2 separate regions of the Homo sapiens genome follow, and region 2 is linked to region 1. The links are chromatin loops, found by intact Hi-C in ENCODE. Cell type or tissue: heart left ventricle. All regions are shown on one strand. Links, peaks and the distances in the headings refer to the core of each region. The heading gives the core; the rest is flanking DNA.

Evidence for each region. A loop is a pair of places that touch in the nucleus more often than their neighbours do. Peaks named below come from ENCODE experiments on the same cell type or tissue, not always from the same donor. Only the 100,000 strongest peaks of a DNase experiment are listed, where the experiment ranks them.
Region 2: it touches region 1 in a loop (1.9-fold over the local background); 5 of 110 quality-filtered maps call a loop at or near these places.

Annotation. Positions count from the first base shown.
Region 1 is chr6:169,064,876-169,075,745 of GRCh38, reverse strand. LOC102724357 (a long non-coding RNA gene) reads right to left here and starts at 7,960. Exons shown (of 2, transcript NR_134619.1): 1 at 7,764-7,960; 2 at 6,322-6,557. It overlaps LOC124901469 (a long non-coding RNA gene), which reads right to left and starts at 326. Exons shown (of 2, transcript XR_007059888.1): 1 at 99-326. RefSeq lists an enhancer at 4,733-5,932. In heart left ventricle, for the core only: no CTCF peak of the experiment used is centred there; DNase peaks (open chromatin) are centred at 3,414 and 5,035; H3K27ac peaks cover 1,845 bases.
Region 2 is chr6:169,219,238-169,230,107 of GRCh38, reverse strand. It overlaps THBS2 (thrombospondin 2), which reads left to right. Exons shown (of 22, transcript NM_003247.5): 14 at 429-536; 15 at 1,827-1,986; 16 at 3,810-3,928; 17 at 4,729-4,963; 18 at 6,633-6,860; 19 at 7,640-7,911; 20 at 8,581-8,678; 21 at 9,771-9,910. All of the region lies in intron 2 of THBS2-AS1 (THBS2 antisense RNA 1), which reads right to left. LOC124901470 (a long non-coding RNA gene) reads right to left here and starts at 4,757. Exons shown (of 2, transcript XR_007059889.1): 1 at 4,444-4,757; 2 at 4,154-4,313. RefSeq lists an enhancer at 4,876-6,075. In heart left ventricle, for the core only: no CTCF peak of the experiment used is centred there; no DNase peak of the experiment used is centred there; H3K27ac peaks cover 1,642 bases.

The DNA.
Region 1 (10,870 bases), core at 1,209-9,208:
CTTGGCTGCCTATCCATTGCTTATGGAATAAAATAGAATCTCCCTCATTTGTTATTTAAAGACTTTTTGAGCAAACTTCTCCCCCTTGCGAGGTTTACCTCAAGTAAACGCCGTCACGTCCTCCACACCCCAGAGGAACTGACCTCCACGCTCCTCAGTCGCTCCCCTGCGTTCATGTCCTGTGGTGGTTCAGACCTCAGTAAGAGACATGGCTAAACTGCTTCACCAGAAAATGTAATGTGATGTAATATCCTTTCTGATTTATTTTCTTTCCGATCTTTGTATTAAGAACTAAAGATCGTGTGCAGCTTGGTCGTGTCATTCCGTTGTTGTGAAATGTTTTCCGAATGAGCTTTGCAGAATTTCTCTGCATCTGTGCAGTTTTTCAGTGGAAGAGAAGCAGGCCACGTGTCCACGACCCAATGCAACTCCTCCCGCGTTAGCTGCCACAGCCAAGAAGGGAGCCTGCAACTTCTCTTCTCCTTGCCTGAGCTGTTGGCCACATGCTGAAAACGAAAACTAAGCAGTGTGTCCATGGCTCCTCCAAAACAACGCTCATTCCCGCTGTGCAAGAATGCCTCAGCCCTCACTGAGTTTCCATTTTTTTTCTGGCTGTCAAAGTAGACAAAGTTTATGTCATACATCTTAGCAGCTAAATGTATGTTCTTAGATTGTTTCTTTGTGCACAAATACTGTCTTATCAAACTGTATGGTCCTTACACACAAGTAAACACATGGGAAGCACATGAGAAGCTTTAGTGACTATTTCATTAACACTTCTGAATAGCGTTAGCCGGAAACAGTAAATCCAGAGCCTTCCTCACATCCTCACATGCCTTCAGATATCCTCTGACCTTCGGAAGTGACCTTAGGTATGATTTTCCTTTCCTCATTTCCAAGTCTTTGATCCAAGTGGGGTTGAAGTATCATCCCGACTCATTTCTGAAGACTTGTAGCATAGGGCAGCCCCTGGCTTATTCTCAAGCTGCCCAATATCTTTAGTTTGTTTATTTTTTCCAAATATGCCAAGACAAACTTTCCCTCAAGCAGAAATGATAAATCCACATGGCTTATTTACAGCAGTTCCAGGGGACTAGAGGGATATGATAAAAAGAAGCCAGGGGGTCCCTGTGAGGCCAACATTCTGTAAGACGCTCCGGTCAGGGCCATTCATTTCTAATCACAGTTAGTCCTCAGAGTGGGAATCATGATATCCATTTTAGGAAAGGAATTCAATTGTATGTATTAAGAATTTGGGGCAAAAGCTTGGTAGGAAAGCAATAAACATTTATTTGATGAAGATGTATATGTCCATGAGTGACAGACAGGAATTGCAACTAACGTGTATCAGATTCCAAAGCATTTTTTTTTTTCAGCAAACTATACTTAATGGTATGTTATGTGATCTGCCAATATCATCACATAGACTTTTAAAAATCTTGGCCGGGCACAGTGGCTCACACCTGTAATCCCAGCACCTTGGGAGGCAGAGGCGGGGGGGATCACCTAAGGTCAGGAGTTCGATACCAGCCTGACCAATAAGGTGAAACCTTGTCTCTACTGAAAATATGAAAATTAGCTGGGGGTGGTGGTGTGCACCTGTAGTCCCAGCTACTCGAGAGGTTGAGACAGGAGAATTGCTTGAACCCGGGAGGTGGAGGTTGCAGTGAGCCGAGATCGTGCCACTGCACTCCATCCAGCCTGGGTGACAGAGTGAGACTCCATCTCAAAGAAACAAAACAAAACAAAACAAACTATTTTGGCCTTTAAAAATATACTTTATTTTTCTCTCTTATCAAAATGCTTACTTTCAAGAAATGGATCCCAGTTTACACTAGTAATTGTCCATGTCTTTGGAATACCTGCCTGTGCTCCTGGGAGGTTGAGCTATTTCCCCATTTTACACATATGGGAACTGAGGCTTCAAGGAGTGAAATAATTTTGCTAAGATGGAACTGTAATGAAAGCACCGAGGTTTGCAGCCGTAGGGGTCTCATTACACAGAGAAGGCCGTTCTCCTGCAATGCACTGTGTGTCATGGCTAAACTCTTTCACAGCCCCGAGTGGCTCTCTGGCATGAAGCTGGTCACATAGTTTTCTGAATTTGCAATGCAGTAATTATCTAGGGTCAAGATGAAGAATTCTGTAGGAGAGGCAGCTGGGATATCTTGGTGAATTCCCAAATACTTCTATAGCCACAGGGTATTTATGAAGACCCATGGTGATGGTCAGCATTCCTAGCAGGGGTTGGGAGCATTCCACTTGACCCCAGCCCTGCTGCTCCGTCCGTTCAACTGGGCTGCTCTGGGGCTGGTGCAGCCTCTCAGGATGTGGAGTCAGGAAACCCAGGAATCCCATTCCTTGCTCCAGGCCACCCAGAACATCAGGGTGGGGCTGGTGTAGGAGCTGCAGCCTCCTGTTGTTGGTCTTATCCAGATTCCAGGCTTCTCTAGCAGACATTCTAATGTAAAGTCATATTTTGGAAAGTGATTTCATCATCTGATTCCCAAGTTTTTCTCCAGAAAATTCTGCTTTTTCATCACTTCTCAAAGGCACACTTTTAAATAAAAACCATAAAGTGTTGGTTCATATTGTTTATTCTTGTGTACAAATCTGCTGTGTCAATAAGAATAAGGTACTTTTGAAATGTAGACACACTGTGGTCCTGATGCGTTTGGTTCAATTCGGGTGAGTGCGGCTCTCGGGATGCCCCCAGTTACAGCGCCAAGTGGGTCCTTAGCTCTGGCCTCTCCCTAGCTGTGATTCCCTGGTCAAAATTCGCTCCCTAATTCTCAGGAACAACTTCAAACTCCTGCCATTCTCTTCAAACCTTGGATTTCAGGTGAAGTCCCAGCCTCAGCCGGATCTGTCAAAGGGCACTGAAGTAGAAACTGCGTCTCGGGATATGTCCTGCCTTGAGGCGAGTGCAAGGGGCTTTTGCCCGGTCACTCCCAGGCCACAGACTCATCTGGGGCTTTGGATTCCTAAGCACTCCTCCCTCCCGATGGGACACCCTGTTCCACAGCCTCTGGATACTCTCATGAGGTCTGTGGTGTGGACCCCAAGCAGCAAACCCACAGACGCACGCTGTGCATGGAATCTAAGAGGATCTGGGCAGGACCCTGGGTGGTCCGGGGCTCCGGGGAGCAGAGGCCACACTGACATTAACTGGGTGAGGATTTTACAAGGAGGAATGCCTGTGCAAGGGAAACAATGTGGGAGAGTGGCCAGGCTGGGACTCGAGTTCTACCCCAGAGGAGGACAGAGAGAAAGGAGGCTGGGAGGATGCATCTTGGACCTCTTTGTAGACTGAGAGACTGCCACTGCTGCTGCAGAGCCCCAAGGCCAAAGCCAGCGGTCAGAGAAGCCCAGCGCCTCCCCAAGGACGGGCTCCGCTAAGCCTTCCTATCCACGTGAATGTTGCTGAGGAACAGCTCCCAGGCAGTGCAGCCTTCACACTAAGGCAGCAGTGGATTGCAGATGGTTGCAGCTGGCGTCCTGTGAAGACATATTCATTGCCGCGACATCAGACATCATAAACGTGCATATGAGCACCAAGGAAGCACACGGTGTTGTATTCATCCATTTTCACACTGCTGTAAGGAACTGCCTGAAACTGGGTCATTTATAGAGGAAAGAGGTTTAATTGACTCACAGTTCAGCATGGCTGGGGAGGCCTCAGGAAACTTACAATCATGGAGGAAGGTGAAGGAGAAGCAAATACCTTCGTCACAAGGCAGCAGGAGAGAGAGAGAACCAAGAACCAAGTGAGGAGCGCCACCTTTAAACCATCAGCTCTCATGAGACTTCCTCACTATCACAACAGCCTGGGGGAAACCGCACCCACGATCCAATCACCTCCTACCAGGTCCCACCCTCGATACATGGGGATCACAATTTGAGATGAGATTTGGGTGGGGACACAGAGCCAAGCCATATCAAGTATGTTCACAGAAGTCTTATTCATTATGACCTCAAACTGAGAACACATCAAATGTCTATCAGCAGTAGCATGTATCAATAAGTAACGGTGTCTCTTTTTACAATGAGTTACTTTACAGGAATGGCATCTTCTCTACTGCATAGGACATGGATGAATGCCACAAACATCATGCAGACTAGAAGGGGTCAGACGCAAAAGACCATGTGTCACGTGACACCACGTGTGCTCAGCTTTGAAACAGACAGAGCCGCTTTGCAGCGTTGGCCCTCAGATTAGGGGTCACCTTCTGGAAGGAAGGGAGGGAGGGTGAGGAGGGCAACAGAAGTCCTTCTGAGGTGTCAATAGTACTCTATTTGCGATTATTGTCAACATAGTTTTAATCTGTAAGCAACTTGCTTAAATGTTGACAGTTATTTTGTGTGCATGTGTGTATGTTAACTATAAACCCAGCTCCCTGGTTTATAACATTTGATATGAATGGTTCCTTAATGCAGAATCAAAAACACAGGTAGGTGCACAGTCCTTGTGCATGAAAATAATTGCTACAACCATGTATTAATACGTGGGGCACAAAAAATCATGGAACCTATCTTTTTTTTTGGTTAACAGTATAAAGAATGTTATCACTCACAGTGCTATTGACTCAGTCCAGGCACTGAACTGGACACCAGGCGCTCTGAGAACAAATTGCTTGGATATTCCTAGGCTTGTTTATTTTGACATCAGTTAAAAGTAATATTGTGAAGAAGGATGGAAATAGATGTTGAAATGCTATCTGGCAGGGCAATGATTCCAATGCTTAGCACGAGGTCTGTGGTCGGTCCAGCTTGAATTCCTTTTCTCAAGATAGGTCACCTCGGATTCTCTAAGAAATGTGCACAATGCTTAAATAAAATGCCATTTTTGTCAAACTGTGTAGACACACAAAACTCAAACAGAAAATTGGCACCACAGTCCCACTTTCTGTCGTAAAACCATCTTCTCCCTCAGGCTGATTCATTCGGTCATAACCCAGCAGCCCATGAGTCTCTAAGCACCTACTGTTGGTGGAGCCTGAAGCTGTATCATGCGCCTCGAGGGGCTGACTCACAGCCCAGGGCTCAGCCGTTCACAGCGACCTCAGCGTGACTCACGCTCAGGACCCAGGTCCTGTCCAAAGTTATTAAAGCTGCACTCAGGCCCTCTGTGCCTCTGACTATCGCGTTCCTTCACAATTATTAGCAGAGAACCCCTCCTGGTGAGAGCAGGCTGAAATATCTGAAATTCATTTTCTTTTAAGGGACTCCAGTTTGGCACATAAATTTCCCCTCTTTGCTCTCCCCAGAAAACACACTGTGAATCTGGCATTTCTTTTTCATCATGCTAAGAACACATGGGAACGTCATAGTTTTAATTTACTGTATTGCATGTATTTAAGGTGTGTGACACGCTGTTTGGATCCAGTGATCTGGTCATGCACACTCATAGGGAAGCAAGGACTACAGTCAAGCCAATTAATGCGGACATCATTTCACACAGTTGCTGTGTGTGTGCGGGCATGGTAAGTGTATCAGTCAGGGTTCTCTAGAGGTACAGAGCTAATGCAATAGATGTATATGTAAAAGAGGAGTTTATTAAGTATTAACTCACCCAATCACAGGGTCCCACAATAGGCGGTCTGCAGGCTGAGGAGCAAGGAGAGCCAGGCCAAGTTCCAAAAATGAAGAATTTGGATTCTGATGTTCAAGGGCAAGAAGCATCCAGCACAGGAGAAAGATGTAGGCTGGGAGGCTAGGCCAGCCTCTCGTTTCAAGTTTTTCTGCCTGCTTTATATTCACTGGCAGCTGATTAGATGGTGCCCACTCAGATTAAGGGTGGGTCTGCCTTTCCCAGACAACTGACTCAAATGTGGATCTCCCTTGGCAACACCCTCACAGACAAACCCAGGATCAATACTTTGTATCCTTCAATCCAATCAAGTTGACACTCAGTATTAACCATCACAGTAAGGTAACCTAAAATTTACTCTCTTGGCAAATTACCAGTGTAAGGAGCAGGAATGAACACCTGGGAAATGGGAGGTTGTAGGTCAAACAGTACAGTTTCAGCTTTGTAGGATAAGTCTAGAGATCTAATGTAGAGCAGAGAAAACACATATGTGTTAAGGGTTTCAAGGAGAACGCTAGGAGCTCCCAGAAAGCCAGAGGTTTGTCTCTTTGGCCACCCACTCATGCAAGACGCATCCCCTGCTCTTGTTGTCAAGGTGACGCTGACGCAGATGGACATTGGAGTAATGAGGTCAGAAGCATAGCCTCAAACTAAAGAATGCAATCAACCAGCCAAAAGGCAAGAATTACCTTAAAATAACATAACAATCACAATAAGAAGCATGGCCGTTCTAAGGATATTCCTCGGAGCAAGCATGTTTAATGGAGCTTCATTCTAAACATTGCCCGAAATGAGAACACGAGTTCTCACCAATAGTGAACAGTAAGTCATGTGTGTGTAATTCTTGCCTATAATGCCAGCAGTCAAATCTGAAGCTTCCTGAATACTTCCTTTGGTTTCCTTGCTCCAGGTTCCTCCGGGTTAGTGGAAGCCAAAATGGGTGGCCTCATCCTGGAGATGTATTCACCTACACAAGCGAACACAAATAGTATTTCACTTCCTATCAGTTTCTGCACGGTCCTCTGAGAACTACCAGACAATGGGCAGTAGCTCAGTGGATACACAATCCACTCAGGACTTCCAGATCACTTAAAAACTGGGGCCCGGTAACAAGGAAGTCTGAATTAGCCCTATTTTCCAGTGTTAACACACCACCCTCACGCAAATGCTAGGTGCACATCAAAAAGATACCCTTGATTTTTAAAAATGACTTATCCGTGTAAGTGATAAAAATGAGAAGTCAATGGACTATGGTGTAACTATTTTTAAACCCTTTGCCTGTCTCATGTGCAAAAGCCAATTCAGATAAAAAAGTATGGAATTTAGTCAAAAATAATGTCTGGCGGCCATGGATGGCAGAAGCCGTTTTAGAGGCTGGGACCCTGGACGCCTGAACATGGAGGCTTTGACGTCTCCCCGTACCACCAGCCTCTGCCAAGAGTTGTCTTTGGAGGACAACCTCACTCAAGATAATCTTTCCTTTCTCTTCTGAATCTGGTTTTGTACTTTTTTGGTTTTCCCTCTCAGCTTCCCTCAAAGAACATGGTGATTTTTCTAGATTTATCTAGGGAAGAAAAACAGCAGATTTAAATAGCCATTGTAGCAGCAATGCCATTTTGGCTGCGTTTATGACAAGCAAGTGATCCGTGGTGCTGTTTACTTGGTCTGACATTTTGGTTCTTTGGTGAAAGTGTCTTATAAAATGGGGGTTGGAACTGCCTGAGTCAGTGGACAAAGGAAATCAGATTTATAGGGAGGTGAAAATGAGCCTTCTGAAGTTAGCCTCGTGAGTAGGTTTTGCGTAGATACCTACAGATTATGCTGAAACAATACAAACTTTTTTTTTTTTTACTTACCAAGGTAGAAGACAGGTCTTAAGTATTTTGCAAAATCAATTCAGAATATCATTGTAGGATAAAAATATAAGTAATTATGTTAATTTTGTGTAGGAAATGAGCTTTTAATGAAAGAACAGAAATCTCATATGTGAACCAAATTGAGCAAAGGAATCTGTTTCTGTATTTCTATATTCTAATGTATGTTTTTATATTTCTATATTCTAATGTATGTTTTAACATACTCCATTGAAAGATTTCAGAGCAATAGCAACTCGGTACCAACGAAGACCTCTAGCAGTCATAAAAAAAAAAGAGAGAGAGAGAATATGACTTACTCTCTAGTGCTTTAGAATTTACAAGGCACTTTTTTACAACCACATATATTTTATACTTTGATTCTTTTAGAAGCTCTGTATCGGAGGTGGAAGTTAGTGTAACTTTATAAATTAACAACAAACTGTGGTTAAAAAGAAAAGTCACATTATGATGCTAGAACACCGAGAGCAATGTTTAGGCCAAGTTTGCAGGGCTCCATGTCTGCTTCTCTTTATCCCGCCCATTGTGATTGGCTCCTCTTTATCCCTCTCATTGTGATTGGCTCCTCTTGATCCCACCCATTGTGATTGGCTCCTCTTGATCCCTCCCATTGTGATTGGCTCCTCTTGATCCCTCCCATTGTGATTGGCTCCTCTTGATCCCTCCCATTGTGATTGGCTCCTCTTGATCCCTCCCATTGTGATTGGCTCCTCTTGATCCCTCCCATTGTGATTGCATAGATTGTATCATATGCAAAATATTTGTTGGCAACAGATGCCACATTAACATCACTTGGAAAAATACTTTTGCTAACACGCTCATAGATTCCTTTGTTCGTTCATTTATGAAGCAGATGGCAATTAAGCGCACAGGCTTCATGCTGTGTCCCACTTTGTCCTGACACCGGAACAGTGCAGAGATTCGATCCGTAACCACTCCTGTGTGTGTGTGTGTGGGGGGGGGGGGGGGGGTGCATATATTTGATGGCATTCCATGGTTAAATTTTATACTAGAAATTCATTCTACATTTTAAAATGAAATGTTACTGCCTTAAACTCCATATTAGGAGACAAGGACTTGCAAGGGAGCCACGCACACAGCACATACCCAAATAAAAGTTATTGAATAAATATCAACCAGTTTCTTCGTCTTAGACTGGCCATGTCCTAATAACATTGCACTTGCTGATAATCAGCACTGACCAGGCCCCACGTCTGCTCTCTTCCTGTGCCAGTTATGCCTTTTACGCCATGTGATCAGGGAAGATACAAAAATGTGAAAGGTCATCTTAAAGCGTTTTCTAGGTGCCTAGTATTAAACCAAAACTTTGAGATGATGGAAATACTGATAAAATAAGCACTGCTTTAAATACGAATTTTTTTCTTCCATTACACATCTTAGATCCAGATAATGCAAACATAAAATTTTCTTACTACATCGGCATCAGAAGATGTGACTATCTAGGAGACTTCCTGACTAATAAATGCTCATTTTACTGAAAATACCAGAATGGAGAGATACTTCAACTGTTATTTCAGCATTTGAGAAGCTATAACACTAACCAAAACAAGTCAAAAGGAAATTTGCTTTTGCAATTCACCCTGCATTGTGTTGGGTTGTATGCGAGAGAATTATGAATTTCACATGAAGTTTTGAAAACAGAAATTGACATGGAATCACTGTGAGTAAAAGTTTAATGAAAAATATCTGGAAGAGATTATGGAGTAAAATATATTAGTTGTAAAATTGATAGACCCTAAAAAAATTATAGACATCCTGGAAAAAGTGTGAGTTGAAGCCTTTTTGCTTTCTTAAGAACTTATTTTTGGTAAATGTATTTTGCACAAATGAGTCTTTAGCTAAGAAAACATTACCCAGTTTAAATAATGGAACCACAATTTAGAAAGGTGTGAGCGGGGAAAGTGGCCACTTTGGAAAGGATGACTTGGAAAAGTCAAGTGGAAACGAATTTTGGAGGGGGGTAACGAGTGGGCTAAAGTTGATTTATATTAAAAAAAATACTGCATAAAGGGTAACCACAGGCATATAAGTATTATTTTTAAGGTTCTGAGTTCAGCCAAGAATAAAGATGCATAAAAAAGAAATAAAAATTCTGTCCCAAAGTATCTTGAGTTCTCTTTTCCAAAAACATGATCAAATATTCTTTGAAGTCAACATGCAGAATCAATAATATTATTAAATAAGGTGAGTCATTTCATATTCTTCGTCTTAAACAATAAGGCAATTTTAGAGTTTAAATGTTAGGGTGGGTAATCAAGACGTTGCCATAGAAATTATATTTGTTAAAATGAGTTGCACCCCTTTTTAAACAGTAAAGGAATACATGTTTGGAACATTTTTCTACCAGACGTTGAACAATGAAACCCAAGTTAAGTTCACGCTAAACCTTGGGCTCTCTTTTTCTTTCTTTTCTCTTTCTTTCTTTCTTTCTTTCTTTTCTTTCTTTCTCTCTCTCTCTCTCTCTCTCTCTTTCTCTCTTTCTCTCTTTCTCTCTTTCTCTCTTTCTCTCTTTCTCTCTTTCTTTCTTTCTTTCTTCACTAACTGTCTTCACTCCACTCCAATTCTTTGGTGAGACCCCGAGGTTCTGTGCATGTTGGCCCCACATCGACTTTTCTATGGTTAACGTTACTCAACAGCTCTTCAAATTGGTAAATACGTGATTCCAGGCTACTGAATATTTCTTCAAGAATTAAGGTAACCAAAGATTTTATAGTAATATCATATGTAAGCGTTTGAAATGGAAAAATTGCTAAACCTTAATGACATACAATGTATCTAATCACAGTGTCTGGAAAGTAAACAGTTTTTTACTGTTTATCACCTTATATAAAATTCAGGGGAATAATCATCAAAACAGAGAATTTAGCTTAGAAAAATGGACATTATTGAATTCATATCCTGTTTGTCAGCATCCTCTGGGAAACAGATGTCAAGCTGGAGTTAGAAACCGCGGAGACGGATTTGAACGTAATACCTGAAAAATGAAGGGAAGAAAGGGTGGGAGCAGGCGGGGGAGGAACAGAACGGGAGCAGGTCTGATGCTCGTGAGAAGGCCTGGAGTAGAGGGGACTGGGTGGAAACGGCCTCGGGCGGCTGCTCTGAGGACGAGTTCTAGGGAGCGCCAGGCTGGAGGCCTGTGGGTCCACAGGCGACACCCGCAAATCAGAGGCACAGCCCAGCTGGGAAACGCGCAATGCGCTGCCTTCTTCACATTCTACCAAAACGTTCCCGTCATCAAGGCGTGTGTCGCCAGCGCCCCAAATCAAATTCAGAGACGTTATTCACTCTGTGTCTGTGAGCTTTCCATTTCTGTTGTAAATTATGGCCCTAACTTCAAAGAGGAGCTAGCAAAAATGATAGATAAAATGTTGAACCGCTATAATGG
Region 2 (10,870 bases), core at 1,886-9,885, 150 kb before region 1:
TTGAGATTTTTTGACTGGTGAGGGTTAAACGTTTATAAGCTTTGGCATTTTGATTTATGAGCTGAAGTCTGTGGGAAGGAAAGCACCACTAAAGCCTCTTTTCTCTCCCATGTTCTCTCAGAGCAATACCTTGTCATTCTCTTCTTGTTTCTGCAGTTGTTTGGCAACCTCACTGGGATTCTGGGCTCCGAACACAAGTTTCTTTTGTCTCCCTCGTGAGTAGTGGTGACATAATTTCCAGGGCAGGAGTTGAGAAGAAATTCATGCGCTTCTGGCCTCCTGGCTCCTCTCTCAGCTCCCGCTTGAGATCGAGGACTGATGGGGCACGCTTCCTTCCTCGGCGCCATGCTGGTTTCATTTCACCTGCATTCCTGAAAGAGGCGCTTTCCTAAATGTTTTTCCAAGTATTCTTCCTTCTCCAATTGCAGGATAACTGCCCCCATCTGCCAAATTCTGGGCAGGAAGACTTTGACAAGGACGGGATTGGCGATGCCTGTGATGATGACGATGACAATGACGGTGTGACCGATGAGAAGGTAGGAGCAGCTTGTGCCGCGCACCTGCCCTGGGTTCCAGGAGCAGCGAGGTCCACAGGAGGCCACTTTATACCAAACAGCCCTTGTCAACGTAACTGCCATTGTCCTGCAAGCGTTTGTGCATAGGCAGTTCCCAAAGGTCACTATAAAGACAGTCCTTTGCAAAAGCGGATTTTACCTCAGTGCATGGGGCTGCCCAGGGTGTGCTGCCGGAAATGTTTTGAATAATTTTTTCTATTTTAACTGCAAAAAAATAGAAGACCTCCTCTCCTTCTGCTGAGGAGCCAGTGATGGGCAAGGCTGACACCACCATGAGTGATAGACTTGCCTTTATGGCAACATTTAAAATATTACCATTTTTCTAAGAAAATTGCTGCAAACACAAATGGTTTAATGTATTTGTACACAAAACAGCTCTAGCAAGAATAGATCAAGATTTTACTCACTGCTTTTTTACATCTGACTTTGATGGGAGACATTGACTCACTAATCCATTCATTTATTTGATATTTACATATCTCTCCTCACCATGAAGTGTATGATATACCATTTTTGCCTTAGCAATCTACAAATTTTCAACAAAAGACAGATGCATAAATAATGATAAAATGATTTGATATGGAAAAAGTGTTTGGCGAGGGCTAACTCTTTTTTTTTTTTTTTTTGGTCGCTCAGGCTTGAGTGCAATGGCATGATCTTGGCTCACTGCAATCTCCATCTTCTGGGTTCAAGCGATTCTCTTGCCTCAGTCTCCTGAGTAACTGGCATTACAGGCGCACACCACCACGCCCGGCTCATTTTTGTATTTTTAGGAGAGATGGGGTTTCACCATGTTGGCCAGGCTGGTCTCGAACTCCTGACCTCAGGTGACCCGCCTGCCTTGGCCTCCCAAAGTGCTGGGATTAATGGTGTGAGCCACTGTGCCCGGGCCTAACTGGCTTTTTAAAGCACTGGGATTAAAGGTGTGAGCCACTGCGCCCGGCCCTGGTCTTGAACTCCTGACCTCAGGTGATCCGCCCGCCTCAGCCTCCCATAGTGCTGGGATTAAAGGTGTGAGCCTCCGTGCCCTGCCCTGACTGGCTTTTTGAAGTGCTGGGATTACAGGTGTGAGCCACAGTGCCCAGCTGTGATTAAAGGTGTGAGCCACCGTCCAGCCCTAACTGGCTTTTGTGTTTGTTTGATTTCTATATTGATTTTCATCAACCTTGAGTACATAACTTATAAGTGCTAAACGGCCCGACACACATTCCTATGATCTTCGTTAAAGTCTTCCCTTTCTTGGTTTTCCAGGACAACTGCCAGCTCCTCTTCAATCCCCGCCAGGCTGACTATGACAAGGATGAGGTTGGGGACCGCTGTGACAACTGCCCTTACGTGCACAACCCTGCCCAGATCGACACAGACAACAATGGAGAGGGTGACGCCTGCTCCGTGGACATTGATGGGGACGGTGGGTGCTTCTGCTCCTTCCCATGCGTGCACTTTTTTTTTTTTTTTGAGATGGAGTTTCACTATTGTTGCCCAGGGCAGTAGCACCATCTTGGCTCACTGCGATCTCCACCTTTTGGGTTCAAGTGAGTCTCCTGCTTCAGCCTCCTGAGTAGCTGGGATCACAGGTGCACACCACCACGCCTAGCTAATTTTGTATTTTAAGTAGAGACGAGGTTTCACCATGTTGGCCAGGCTGGTCTCAAGCTCCTGACCTCAAATGATCCGCCTGCCTTGGCCTCCCAAAGTGCTGGGATTACAGGCGTGAGCCACCGCGCCCGGCCCAATGCATGCATTTTAAGGGTCGCAATTGGAGGCATTGGCAAGTTTCATGTTTTATTCTGAATTTTGATAAGCTCCTTTCATTTTTACACTACTATAAGATTAAATGATTCATTCAGTTATTCCCATAGGGACCCATGCTTATTCTGCCTTGCCTTTTCCTGAAGGTCAGGGGACACCAGCCACAGGACCGCCCTAGAGAAAGCTATGCATTTGGTATCCTCCTCTCTCTGACCCCAGCCTTGCAGTCCTGGGCCTCGTGCTTCTTCATGGCATCTTTTCTAATGTTCACCCTTCATTCAAAAATTCCAAGAAGCCATTTCATGTTTTCATCAAACTGAGCTTCTAGGAGTTAGAATAACGTGGGTGTATTGTGGTTACCTCTGCCACTGATCCCGGTTGCTGCTTTATCCGGAGAGTTCGCTGGCCTTGGTAAGCGAGCTCTGCAACCCAGTGCCACTGTCACCGCATGGTCATCCCTTCTCTTGGGGTGCCTGGAGACCAGGCGAGTGCTTCTGTAGAACCAGCAAGAGCTGGGGGCAGGCTCGCCTCCACGCTGGAGCTCGGCCCCAGCTCCTCCACACTTCGCCTCGTGGGGTCCTCTTCCCAGCCCGGCGCCAGCCACCCCCTTTCTGAGCCACCCCAACCTGCTGTTCTGTCTCACAGCGGGTTTCTCAGTCTGATCTTTTCCACTGATTTCTGCCTCCACCCTCCTCTCGTTCTCTGGGAATGTGGTGGGTTGCTGTCTGAGGGCTCGTGGTGGCCAGGGGGCTCCTCGGCTCCCCATCCAGGATGGCGTCTGTGATGTGCTGGATGCAGATCTCAAGCTCCAGTCCCTTCCATTTTTATTTTTTAGGTGTTCCTTACTTCCCTTCTCCAGACCTCACCTGACCAAAGCAAGGCGAGCGTCTCAGCTCAGTTCTGGCTCTTCCTGTGGACTCGCTGCCGTGTAACATTTTGCTCTGTCATTTGTGACACTGTCACTGATGGTATTGTTTAGTTCAGTGCTAGTTTATATTTTTGTAACTTCAGTATCAATGCAACTCATCACTTTCAGATTTCTTAAGATAAGATATGACATCTAAAAACCCTGCCACTCTCTGCCATTGTTTTTTTCCTACTCATGTGCATGGATGATAAACTCCTGGGAACTCAACACATACTTTCCAAGTGGGTATTAGGGAGAAATAAGCAATTTAGCAAGCTCAGATTTACACGGCGACAGCACATTCAACTACCCCTCCTGCAACATTACCCAGAAATCTCCAAAAGTTGGTTCTATTTCAAATGAAAGGTATTTGAACTGTAATGAAATATGTCATATGTTCTTCTAAAATCTAATAGTCTTTATATTTTACTATATTCTTAGGCGTCTTTTTATTATAATTAAATAGAAGTGTGGCTGTAAGCAATTTCGTGTGATAGGAAAAACAATGTGCTTTTTCTAAACTCACCTGTCCTTCTGGTTTGTTTTTGTTTTCTTCCCCCTTTAAACACTTACAGATGTCTTCAATGAACGAGACAATTGTCCCTACGTCTACAACACTGACCAGAGGGACACGGATGGTGACGGTGTGGGGGATCACTGTGACAACTGCCCCCTGGTGCACAACCCTGACCAGGTGAGGGCAGCCGCAGACAGGCGGGGTTGGAGGTCCTCATCAGAGGGACGCGGGGACGGTGGCGGTGTGGGGGATCACTGTGACAACTGCCCCTGGTGCACAACCCTGACCAGATGAGGGCAGCCATGGGCAGGCGGGTCTCAGGTCCTCATCAGTCCCCTCCATGGGGCCTTGGGAGTTTTCCATGAGCTCCACAAAGACAGGATAACATGGAGTTTTCAATGATTTCAATTGAAAACATTTATTCAACTCAAATCTCAGCACTATTCTTGTATCTCAGTGGCCACAGGCCAAATGAATAGACGCCTTCACCTCATCAGCTGGAGCGAGGTTGTGTCTTCACAGAATTCTCTCCCCATTTTCCTGATGCCAACATAGGAATTGGCTTCATTTCCAGGTTTGCGTTTGAAAGAGACAAGGGAGGACAGTTATCTTGATGCAGCTCATAGGATATATTATCCTATGATGTAAATGGTGTAAATGGCGCAAATGGTGTAAAAAAGAGACATAATTACCTGGTAGTTCATGCTTTTCCAGCGAAGAAGCACATCTTCCTTTAGTGAAGTGAATTACTGTGGAGAGGTGGCAGAGGGTGGAGAGATTCCTGGACCGAGAGGCCTGGCCCCAGTGCTTGTCCTGACGTCAGGGTCAGTGTGACCTCGGGCCAGCCGCCCCTGCGTGGCCCTGGGGCTTGTGCTGCAGGACGAGGAGGCCGGCTCTCAGGCTTGCGTCCTGCTGGTTCCTCTCCACCTCCTCAAACTGGCAGTCCTCTGCTGTTTCTCTCACGCCCCATCCCCTAGACCGACGTGGACAATGACCTTGTTGGGGACCAGTGTGACAACAACGAGGACATAGATGACGACGGCCACCAGAACAACCAGGACAACTGCCCCTACATCTCCAACGCCAACCAGGCTGACCATGACAGAGACGGCCAGGGCGACGCCTGTGACCCTGATGATGACAACGATGGCGTCCCCGATGACAGGGACAACTGCCGGCTTGTGTTCAACCCAGACCAGGAGGACTTGGACGGTGGGTGCTCTCTCAGCTCATGGGCGTGGAGGAAAATGGCTTCTGAGCAACCCGCCAGGGCAGAGATATGTATGCACGGAGATCATCTTAAATCTGCTGCTGGAAAAAGGGCAATGACTTTGGGCCTCTTAAAGCTGTGGGTCCATGCAATATGAGTTTCTTCTCCCCTGACACTCAACACATTCTTGGCTGTGTGTGTGCCCTTCAACAGGTGTGCTGCCTCAAGTGTGTGTGCACGTCGGGAGGAGGAGAAATCCCTGCCTCCATATAACTTCCAGATTGTTGACGATCTCCTAGAAAGAATGCGGGTTACGAACGTAGGATGAATTGGGAATTTGGTGTATGGGGCCAGGCAGGGGACAAGGAGGATTTTTTTGAAAGCAAAGCCAACAAAAGTGGCACGAGTGTGAAGCATGAGAGGAAGAGCTGCTTTGCTCAGCAGTGAGCATGAATAGGTGGCCCATAGCCACGGGGGCCCAAGGAAGGAGCTGGATGGGCTGCAGTCCTCTAAGTCAGCGTCCCTGAGTAATAAACAAGGGCACAGCTGTGCTCTGGGGCTTCCGGGGAGGCTGTGAGAAAGTGGCCCTCACTTGGAGTGGGGCCTGGCTGACACAGGCTCTCTTTGGAAGCCACGTCCTTGACAGAGGGAGATAAGGACTTGAGGGGCATCTGAGACAGCATGACTCAGAAGTACGTGGGAGATGCTGGGATCAGAAGGGCAGCTCCTGTGTTCTCCCCGAGCAGCATGAAGGGATGGAGTGAGCACAGCAAGCCTCATCTGGACTCCGTGTTCGGGCATGCAGGGGCTTGCTCCCCATGCAGCCTTTCCCCAGGGAGGGACTGGGACAGAGAGAAGCTGATAGGCAGAGCAGCATTTCAGCATTTCAGAATGCCCTGATACCAACTATGTGCCTGCCACGTGGTAGCTGGAGTATGTTCTTGAACAGAACGGAAACTAGTTGAAGAATATGATGAGATATTCAATCCAACTTGCCTTTCCTCCAAAACGGCAGGCCACGTGATAGCTAATTCAGTACATTGCAATCTGCCTGTCAGGTTATCGTCATCGCCGTAGACTGATAGACTGGACACATGTGGCAAATTCGTGGTCCCCCTGTTTGCACCAGGCCCACCTCATCCCCACTCCCCACCATGCCACAACCCCGCTGAAAACTTGACAAGGACCCACTAAACAGCGGAAGTCCATGTCTCCCTAGGAAAAACCATTTTAGTGTGAGTTCCGCTTTAATGCCAAATAGACTATAAAAGGCAAGGATGACTAAGAAAAGTAATAACAGACATTCAGAAAACTATCCAAACACAAAGCTGGAAATGCAGGTTGATATTACTTGACAGCCATTCAGGTTTTATACCTGCAGCATTGAGTTTGGAACACGGTGAGAAATGGCTTTATGTGAATTTGCTGTGCTGGCCTTTGCTGTGTATTTATCACAAAAATTTTGTGAAAAGAGTTGAGGTTCCTGTGAAGTCAAATGTTTTGGAGATTGTTGAGCACGAATCCACAAAACACTGCAAAGCACTCAGTCTTAGATGTTCTGGGAAAGATGCACTCATGTTTCTCAGACACGGAAAAGCAAATGGCAAACCACCGACCACCGACTTTGCTTCTTTGTTTTTGTTTTTGTTTTTGCTTGTTCTTTGTGCATAGGTGATGGACGGGGTGATATTTGTAAAGATGATTTTGACAATGACAACATCCCAGATATTGATGATGTGTGTCCTGAAAACAATGCCATCAGTGAGACAGACTTCAGGAACTTCCAGATGGTCCCCTTGGATCCCAAAGGGACCACCCAAATTGATCCCAACTGGGTCATTCGCCATCAAGGCAAGGAGCTGGTTCAGACAGCCAACTCGGACCCCGGCATCGCTGTAGGTGAGTCTCTGAGACACGGCGGTGGTGCCAGCATTTCTCCGGGGGAGGCGCCCACAGAAGATGCAGACTGCACTTTAAGATCATGCAGGTGGGATGCCATGTGGTCTTTCTGGAAGCCCCCATCCTTCCATGGTCTGTGAAACTGTCTGCCTAAATAACCTTGACAGGTACATGCACCTGCCGCTCTGAAGTCTCTGAAATTTCAGTAAACCATTTTATTTTATAGACTTGGTCTATGAAATGGGACCTCATAATCCTCTCAGAACTCTTGTAAGTTGGATCTAAAAGAAATACCTTCAATTCCACTAATCTCATGGTAAAAGAGCCCATCGGGATGATGAGGGGAGCCCGCCCTGCCTGCTGGGCATCCACTGTCAGATGGTCACAGGGCCAAGCTGGGGATTGCCTGAAACCTGTTTCTTTTTTTTTTCTTTTTTTTCTTTTTTTTTTTTTGAGATGGAGTCTTGCTCTTGTCCCCCAGGCTGGAGTATAGTGGTACAATCTCAGTTCACTGCAACCTTTTTTCCCCGGTTCAAGTGATTCTCCTGCCTCAGCCTCCTGAGTAGCTGGGATTACAGGTACCCACCACCATGCCCGGCTAATTTTTGCATTTTTAGTAGAGACAAGGTTTCACCATATTGGTCAGACCAGTCTCGAACTCTTGACCTCAGGTGATCTGCCCACCTCGGCCTCTCAAAGTGCTGGGATTACAGGCATGAGTCACTACTCCCGGCCACCTGAAAGGTGTTTCTAACGAAACCTTATGGCGTTGCATCCAGGTTTTGACGAGTTTGGGTCTGTGGACTTCAGTGGCACATTCTACGTAAACACTGACCGGGACGACGACTATGCCGGCTTCGTCTTTGGTTACCAGTCAAGCAGCCGCTTCTATGTGGTGATGTGGAAGCAGGTGACGCAGACCTACTGGGAGGACCAGCCCACGCGGGCCTATGGCTACTCCGGCGTGTCCCTCAAGGTGGTGAACTCCACCACGGGGACGGGCGAGCACCTGAGGAACGCGCTGTGGCACACGGGGAACACGCCGGGGCAGGTGAGGTTGGCTGGCCAGGCCCACACATCTCCTCTGCACCACTGTGGCTGCAGAGTGTTTCAGCAGGACTAGCCCAGTCCAGAGACCCCACTTTTGTCTTTATTAATTTTAACTCCAGGCACAGTTATTTTAATAATCTTACTTTATTATAGACACTGTGCCTGGGGTTACAACTCAACACAGTTGATAATTACCAGTTAAATACAGTTGCTAATCCTTTTACAAATTAAACCTCTTTTACCCTCTTCTGGAGATAGGGAGTGAGCATAGGACATAATGATCAAAGATATAATATGAAAAAAATATTTTAAAAATTGAAGCTAGGGAGAATTGAATATCAAAACTTCAAGAATTTTGCCCAACATCCCATATCAAGGAAAGAGAAGATCCAGACATGAACCCAGGAATCTGAGGATCAGGTGCCTGGGCTCTTCAATCCAGGAATCTGAGGGTCAGGTGCCTTGGCTCTCAGCCCTGAGCCACACTCTGTCCATGGGCTTCAATCCACAGTAGAGATTTGGATGATAAACACATCAGAGAGATATGGAGCACCATGAGCCTTAAGCATGAACTTGCAAAGTCATGTTTTTGCTTCCTGCTTGGTGTTACAGAGCTGTGGTTAAGGCTCCGGGTGCCCATGGCACTCAAGAGTGCTATGTTCTCTCTCAGGTGCGAACCTTATGGCACGACCCCAGGAACATTGGCTGGAAGGACTACACGGCCTATAGGTGGCACCTGACTCACAGGCCCAAGACTGGCTACATCAGGTGAGGGCAGGTCAGCACAGCTGCATTTCTTCCAAGGGGCTTCCCATCGGACGGCACATTTGAACATTAATAGACAAATAAGCTCAAGTGAATTCTAACTTTTTGTTTTACTCTGGATTCTTCGTCATTAACTGCTTTCTCTTTTCTATCCTGCATCTCTACTAAATATTAAGTATTTTTAAAAAATGGTTGAAAAGGAGAATATACAATCTGCTTTGTTTTGGGATGATAACCATATTTTCTCCTAATGAATACCCCAGGCAGGGGAGAACACCTGCAATTAAAATAACTGCATCTTTGCAGAATTAGCATGTGCTTTATTGGAGACTAGATTTGTACCTGATATAAATGGCTGAATTTAAAACACGGTTGTATGAAGTTTTGACACAGTTAGCCCAACAGAATCTTTTCCCTTGGCTTAACAGTATTTATAATTGATTTTTATTCAAACAAAATGTGGTCAATTTAAAATCAAGGTGTTTTTGTTTTTTCAAAGTTAATAAGCACCAAGATCAGGCTGGACTCTGCACAGATGCCAGGAGTGTGTGAGTCCCTGGCAATAGAGGGCAGATCTGTGTGGGTGAAGTGCAGGCTCGTGGCCTCGCTGGAACGTTTCCCTAGGGGGCCTCCTGTTTATTCATATTGATGCCCCATCCTCCTGTCGGGGGCTTGGTGTATCCAGTCCTGCTCCCACGCAGCTTCCACAGTGGGGAGGAGAGCCGGTGAGCTCATGGTTTTAGCACAAGGTGAAGTAGGGAGAGTCCGGTGCATCTTCCCAGGAAGTGGGAAGCTTCCTCCTCACCCCACCAAAGGTAGAGTCTCCTCTAAAGCCCTTGCCTGGGTGACTGTAAGTGAACTCACAGATTGTGACAATAGTGTGGTTGCAAGAAGGAAGGCGTGCCCTGGATCAGTGCTGCACCAGGGGTGGCTGGAGCTCCAAAGGAGAAAGCCAGCAATGCCCCCTGGGGCACTGAAGCCCTGGGCGGAGTATCCACAGCTTGTGTCCGGAGCCAACCTTCCATCACTGGTGAATGCTTCACAGAGTTCATGTTGTCTTTCTTTCCTCTTCTTCTTTTTAAACACCATTTTTAGAGTCTTAGTGCATGAAGGAAAACAGGTCATGGCAGACTCAGGACCTATCTATGACCAAACCTACGCTGGCGGGCGGCTGGGTCTATTTGTCTTCTCTCAAGAAATGGTCTATTTCTCAGACCTCAAGTACGAATGCAGAGGTGAGTGTGAGCACTTCAGGTTAGTGGGGAAGGCATGTGGCACCCAGAAAGGGAAAGGGGTACACAGTGCGCTCTTCCACTTACAAAAGCTGTACATCAGGGCAATAAACCTAATGCACAATACCACACATGAGCCCCCTGCACATTCCAAGCAGCCATTTCATTTGGTCAGCTTGGATTGTTTTGTTTTTAATTGCATTTGGATGCCTCTGGTAGAACACTTTCCAATTATTTACAGGTCCCACCCATCCTCATTGTGCCATAGCCTAGAGTTTCCTAGATTTCCTCCACTTCCAGGCTCCTGACGCCATTTTAGATTGGTACCCTTGCATTAGCAATGGCAGGCAGGCAGGAAGGAAAGAAGGAAGGAAGGAGTTTCTCTATAGTTATCTCGCTACAGGTATATTTGAATCAAAATATTATAGACCTGGAAGATAACTTGAATTCCATCTGCTCTAATTCCATGCCTTCAAATGCGCATTACCCTTCCACAGATGCAGTAAATAAGGCTCAGGATGCTTCTCAAGAATCACACATTGAAAATCATGTGTTTGGCTGGGGGCAGTGGCTCATGCCTGTAATCCTAGCCCTTTGGGAGGCCAAGGCGGGTGGATCCCCTGAGGTCAGGAGTTCGAGACCAGCCTGGCCAACAGGGCAAAACCCTGTTGGGGTTGATTTATCTGCTTGCTTCTGTGGAGGTTTTCTTCTCCTTATGTTAGGATGTCTTTCAAGGCATCTCATTTCCTCCCATCCATCCATATCATTCATCCACCCACCCATATATCTCATCCATCCACCCATCCATCCATCCATTCATCCACCCATCTCATCCATTCACCCAACCATCCATCCATCCACCCACCCACACACCCACCCATCTCATCCATCCAACCACCCATCCACCCAACTATCTCATCCATCCATCCATCCACCCACCCATCCACCTATCCATCTAATCCA